Linked DNA regions of Homo sapiens: region 1 is linked to region 2. The links are chromatin contacts, found by Hi-C or POLR2A ChIA-PET in ENCODE. All regions are on one chromosome and are shown on one strand. Each heading gives the region's core, a stretch centred on a gene start or an enhancer-like site at or near the end of the contact. The rest is flanking DNA. Distances are from core to core; before and after follow the strand shown. Region 1 overlaps FCHSD2 (FCH and double SH3 domains 2). Region 2 has its middle 17 kb from the start of ATG16L2.

Evidence for each region. Hi-C counts contacts between places; a loop is a spot of excess contacts on that map. ChIA-PET counts read pairs that join two places held with the same protein, here RNA polymerase II (POLR2A). Pooled maps may share reads with other maps.
Region 1: a pooled map shows a loop between it and region 2 (2.4-fold over the local background). The contact joins two enhancer-like sites. A Hi-C loop is called at or near these places in 1 of 50 pooled maps. POLR2A ChIA-PET finds 5 or more read pairs at or near these places in 2 of 52 experiments (CD4-positive, alpha-beta memory T cell and Panc1).

The regions. Positions count from the first base shown.
Region 1 is chr11:73,046,686-73,049,873 of GRCh38, reverse strand. The region is part of intron 3 of FCHSD2 (FCH and double SH3 domains 2); the gene reads left to right. Among named protein-coding and RNA genes, the nearest start is that of FCHSD2, 94 kb to the left of the region's middle. Within about 2 kb of position 1,738, at least 3 of the 41 ENCODE cell types and tissues checked have a DNase peak (open chromatin) inside an H3K27ac peak, as active enhancers do.
Region 2 is chr11:72,829,875-72,832,989 of GRCh38, reverse strand. It overlaps a transcript of ATG16L2 not described here. Among named protein-coding and RNA genes, the nearest start is that of ATG16L2, 17 kb to the right of the region's middle. Within about 2 kb of position 1,354, at least 13 of the 41 ENCODE cell types and tissues checked have a DNase peak (open chromatin) inside an H3K27ac peak, as active enhancers do.

The DNA of each region.
Region 1 (3,188 bases), core at 489-2,988, 220 kb before region 2:
TATGGTCCTTTTGTGCTTTTAATAACCATAATATTGATTTCACAAAATTTTATCCTCTCCTTAAAAAGTTGGTAAGAACGTACCCTCTAAAAATGGTAGCCCTTTAAAATATGCCTTACATAGTATAAAAGAATTATCCAACTCTTCAGGTGTCTCTCTTTCCCCCTTTTTCTTTTTTTTTTTTTTTTTATTATACTCTAAGTTTTAGGGTACATGTGCACATTGTGCAGGTTAGTTACATATGTATACATGTGCCATGCTGGTGCGCTGCACCCACTAACGTGTCATCTAGCATTAGGTATATCTCCCAATGCTATCCCTCCCCCCTCCCCCGACCCCACCACAGTCCCCAGAGTGTGATAAAAACAATTTTTATACTTCTTATCTCTTTCTAGTAGTCTACATCCCATTCCCAGTCTTTCCAATCATAAAAATTTGTAGTTTATTTAGTTCACACTTGAACGTCCTATGAAACTGTTTTAAACCTTTTACCTATCTTGTTTCTTGTCATTATTCTTAAGCCATTGATACAGAAATCAGAACCAAATTTAATATTGTTGTGGGTATGAGACAGTTTCTGTCATGTTTTAATTTTTTCCTTAAAGTTTTACTATGTACTTCATATATACTGGGCACTCAACTGTGTTATTATTACTTTAAATATGTGCTAAGTGGCATTATTTTTTAAACAGTGATATCACATTAAAGGTTCTTAATGAGCTCAAACTCAAAAACCACTACGTCTTTTTACATATCTTGCTATTAAATCAGATCTTCACCATCCTACGCTGAACCCATGGCAGGACTTTTTACTCCTTTGAGATTCTATTGTATTAGGTTTATTCCACTGTGTCAGTATGTTGAGAAGTTTTAGCATCTTGATTCTGTTATTTAAATATTTACTGTTCTTCATAGCTCTTTGTCATGTGAGAATTTGATAGCAATGAGTTACTCGATCAACATCTTGCTATGTTTGTGTGGTCGTTATTGAATCCAAGTGAAATTGTTCTGGGAATTTTTCTTAGAGTTTATGGTAGATTGAATTATTGCTCAGCAAATATTCATTCCCCACCCTTTCTCTTGAGGTGAACTATACATACATCCCTGTCTTACTGATTTTAGACTTGGTCATACGGCTTGCTTGGACTAGTAGAATGGAGATGGAATTGACTGTAAAGCCATTTCTAAAATGAGGCTTTAAGAGGCATGGCAAGTTATTTCCAGCTTTTTCGTACTTCCGGCACTTACTGTAAGAAGAACTTGCCCCAGGTAACTACTTCAGATGGGGTCCCAGAATGAAAGATATGTGAAGGATACCTGAACTTGACCCTGCAACCTGAAGCAGAGATGCTCTAGCCAACCTGCAGATTCATGAGCAGAAGTTAGCATTTATTGTTTTAATCCATTTCCACTTTTTGAGTTGTTACAGAGTATTGATTCAGCAATAGCTGGTCCATACACAGCTAACCAAGCCATTCTGTTTTGCAGGAATTATCTCTGAAATGCCTAGTACCTGTAAATAACAAGCCAGTACTAGACTATCATGAACCTTGGCTTAAGGGAGATCAGAGGTAACTTTTGGGTCCCATATGTGTGTCGGTACATGGCATGAGCTGAGGGATGCCGCTGAAGAAAGGAACTACAGTTGGCTAAACAGGATATACAGAAATATCCTGCTGCTCTAGCTATGCCTCAAATGCTTTGGGTCAGATTTTTACTTTTTGCAGTTTGATATGCTAACATTGTCAAGTTTTTCTATTACTTTCTGTTCTGTTTTCTTGTTCCTCCTGTATTTTTTTTTTAACTTCCTGCCTTTTTAGAAATAACTCATGTTTTCACAGTATGTACTACTTAAAGAAACAATATAGAATAAGACCATTAGAGTTCTAATTATGGCTCCACCATTTGTTAACATAATCACTCTACATAAATTACTTAAGCCATTTCCCCCTCTGCATATTGGGATTAATAAATAACTCACAGTTGTTGCTAAGCTTAAATGAGATAACAAAGTCATTAGCTCACCATCATTTGTATATACAGTCATTAGCAAATATTTACTGAGTAAATTCTGAGGGATACAGTGCTTTGCACATTATAAAAAAGTCAATACATTTTATAGCATTTTGATAGTCCTAGACCTAGAAAGTACTTGTTGGGGTCACATTGATGCCAAATGAAAGGAAAAGAGAAGGGGGTTCTAATCCCATTTCTGAAAGAAAGAGCATAAATATTTGCCGTTAGAAATCATGGAACAGTTTTTAGATGTGTTTTATGTTATTTGATAGGTTAATACTTTATTTCAGGATTTCTTTTTGCATTATCCTTGGCAGTGGCTAGGTACTGTCAATGACCAGTATTTTTTGTTCTATCTGGGGATGTGAATCCAAAACAAAGGATAGAATTGCTTGTGCTCTGTTTTTCTCTCAGTTAATTTTTTCAAAATATAATCCCAAGTACAAATCATGCTTTTGAGTATTATAGGGGATCATATTTTTTTCTTATAACCTTGAATAAGATGCAGTAAAAACAGTGAAGCTGACCACTTTTCTTCCCTATCATTTAGGTATGTAGCTTCTACCAGATATTTTGACATCCTGTTTCATAAGAATCTTTTTCTTTAATTAAAAAAAAAATGGTAGTTTTAACAATTCAAATAATATGGGTGGTACATGAAATATTTGCCTTTTTTTTTCAAATTTACAGTCATGTTTGGTATAAATCTTTTCCTTTTATGTGTACTCATTTAATATGTAGTTTTTCCTTTATAAAAAAGTAGAATTATATTCACATTTATTCTGCATCTTGTCTTTTATATTTAATAGTATTTTTTATCATTGATAAAAATATCATTGATATTTTCCCAAAGTGAATACAGAAAGACCTCATTTTATTGACAGCATCATAGTTCGTATTGTGGATATAAATTATTTAACATCCACATATTTTGATCTACATCCTATTGATTTAAGTTGTTTAAAGCAATACTGTGACTGGGCATGGTAGCTTACGATTGTAATCTCAAGATTTTGGGAGGCAGAGGTAGGAGGATCGTTTTTGGCCAGGAGTTCAAGACCAGCCTGGGCAACATGGTGAAATCCCTGTCTTAATCAATCAATCAATAAACAAACAAATACACATACTACAATAAATGTACTTATTTATCTTGTTATACTTGTGCTTTTATT
Region 2 (3,115 bases), core at 105-2,604:
GGTCCTCATGCCTACAGAACAGCTCTGCAGAAGAGCCATGTCACTTTTGGGGAGGCTTGGGGCAGGAAGTTTCACAGGTGGGGATATGAGCGCCTGGAAGTCACTGTGACCTGCCCAAGATCTCCCAGGAAGACAGAACTGGAGAACCTAGAACTAGGCCTCCAGAAGCCCTGGCCAGCCCCTTTGCAGAATCTGAATCCAGTTTTTAGAAAAGCAGGAATCAGAGGTCTGGGTTCTTATCCCAGCTCTGCTCTGTGACCCGAAGGAGCTGCCCCATCTCTGGGTCTCAGTTTTTATACCCATGAGTGCGGGCCACTCCAGATTTGACCTAGGCACCCGAATTCAGGCAGGCAGCCCCTGAGCACCAGAGTTCTGAAAACCTGGGCAGTGACTGCTGAGAGCCTGGAGGAGCTGTCAACATCTATTTTCACCTCTCTGCTGAACGGGACTGAAGAGGCTGGAGGGAGGAACAGCCTTCCCGCTGACATGCCCCTCTGAACTCCTCTGCTCAGTCTGTGAGCTCCTCTTCCTCCTGCCTACCTCATTCCCGGGAACTCCTTGGCCTGTTTCTGGCCTTACAGACTTGTTCCTCCAGGAAGCACCCCCTCCTACTGGGAGGGGGACCTCCAAGCAAGTTAAGGTGAACATGTGCTCCCTGAGAGAGGCAACTCCACCCGATGGCAGCAGCGTGTGTGGTAAGATTGACGCCCATAAAGTAGAAGGGAAGGTTTTGGGGGAGAGAAGGGCTCACTGTCCCAGAGATCAGTCAGACCATTTCCTGAGCACCTCCTCTGGGCTCTCTAAGCAGTCTCCACTACAACCCTGTGAAATGAGGGAGAAACGCAATGGCGCAGCTGGCCTCCCAAGATTCAAGTTCCCTCACTCCTGTGTCCCTGCATGTCCCTCACTTCAAGGGATACTAACCGTCCAGGCTCAGGACCCAGAATAGAAAAGGGTGAAGATGTAGGGAGGGAGTCAGGTTAGACACAAGGCTAGCATCACACCTCTACCCCCGTGGTAGCAGGCAGGGGGCACACACACCCTGGGGGAGGGGGCATGCCCCGCAGCCCTGCCTAACTGCGAGTCTGAACACGTTGCTTTAAAAAGAGTATGTGTAATGCAGCCACAGTCCAGCTGCAGGGCTTCTCTGAGCTCAGTTTTCTCACCTGGGAAACATGGTAGCTACATGGCAATGTAGTTGGGAGGAACAAATAATGCTGCAGAAAGGGTGCAGGGCAGGGCCTGGCACCTCCTAAGGGCTCAGTCACGGTGGCTACAGGAGTGTCGGTCTCCCCAGCCATGTGTCCCTGGAAACGGGAATGGCCTCAGTAGACTAGGCAGCTGGTGACCCCTGGTGGCTGCTGGGAGCCAGGGCATGAGGGCTGGGGCAGAGTAGAAGGCTGAGTATCGAAGAATGTTGGAGCCCAAGGCTCTTAGACCGTTAGACTGGCTGAGTCCTTGAATAAGAGAATTTTGTTGTTGTTGAGATGGAGTTTCACTCTCGTTGCCCAGGCTAGAGTGCAATGGCGCATTCTCAGCTCACTGCAACCTCCTCCTCCTGGGTTCCGTGATTCTCCTGCCTCAGCCTCCCAAGTAGCTGGGATTACAGGCATGTGCCACCATGCCCAACTAATTTTGTATTTTTAGTAGAGACAAGGTTTCACTATGTTGCTCAGGTTGGTCTTGAACTCTTGACCTCAGGTGATCTGCCCTCCTTGGCCTCCTAAAGTGCTGGGATTACAGGCGTGAGCCACCGCATCCAGCCTGAATAAGAGAATTTAACCACTTAATAAACATTTCCTGAGTCATTCTCTGTGCCAGGCCTGATCCCAGGAAATAATCTATTCCCATCCTGGCCTCTTCCAAGAGTTCCTTGACTTAAAATGGAGGAGGCAGATACAAAAGGGGAGCTCAGGGACAGAGGAGGCCTCTACCCAGCCTGGCAGGCGAAGGAAGGGGAATCCTGAAAGAAAAATTTGAACTGGGGGCTGGGAGGGAAGGAGAACATTCTGGGAAGAAAGAAAAGCATGTCTGAGATGCACTCATGATAGCAAGGAAATAGCCAGGCACGGTGGCATGCACCTATAGGCCCAGCTACTGGGGAGGCTAAGGCAGGAGGACCACTTGAGCACAGGAGTTTGAGACCAGCCTGGGCAACATAGTGAGACATCATCTCTAAATGAGTAAATGAATGAATGAATAGCAAGGAAATGAAGATGAAGCTGAGAGGCCAGCAGGGTCACATCCAAAGGGCTCCAGATTTCATGCTGGGGTTGCGGGTGGTCTCTGAAGGCAGCAGGGGAACTCCAAAGGATTGGACTTGTGAACACGACACCCTAGAAAGTCACCCTGTTGGGCCGAGCATGGTGCTGTGCACCTGTAATCCCAGCCCTTCGGGAAGACCAGGTGGGAGGATTGCTTAAACCCAGGGGTTTAAGGCTGCAGGAGTTTGAGGCTGCACTAAGGTTTTTTGTGTGTCTCAAAAGCAACAACAACAACAACAAAAGTCACTCTGGCCATAGTAAGGGAAAGGATTGGATGGGGAGACTGCAGGTCTAGAAGGTGGCCCACAGTGGCAGGAGGGTGGAGGAGTACTAGAACCAGCAGCACAAGGTCCCAGGGACATGGGGTGCAGGAGGAACGGGTCACTTGCAGGGGAGATGATGGCCAGGAGGCAGCTAGACCAAAAGTAGTGAGTGGTCTGGGAGTCAGCAGAGTGTAGGTGTTGCCATTTAACCAACACCGTCTCCACAGGCCTGTGCCCAGTCCTAGGTTGGTAAAGGAAGTTGGTTTGCCCCAACTCTGCCCTGTGGGCTCTGCCTTGTAAGCAAAGCCCCAGGCCCAGATCTGGCCCACAGCTGCCCTCCCCCAGGCACAGACACACAGAGGCCTTGCTCTGCCCCACCCTGGGCACTACCCCTGGAGGAAGAACGCGGACCCAGTCTAAGGGAGGCCCTGTGGACCAAGGACTTTGATATCACTACCTGGGTTTTTAGGATCTTCCCACCGGGACCCCTCTGGGCTGCCTCCCTGCCCTCTCCTCAGAGCTCCCCCAGCCCCTCCTCAGCTTCAGTCTACCCTGAGTGCCTGAAGCAGGTGGGCCCAACATGTTGCT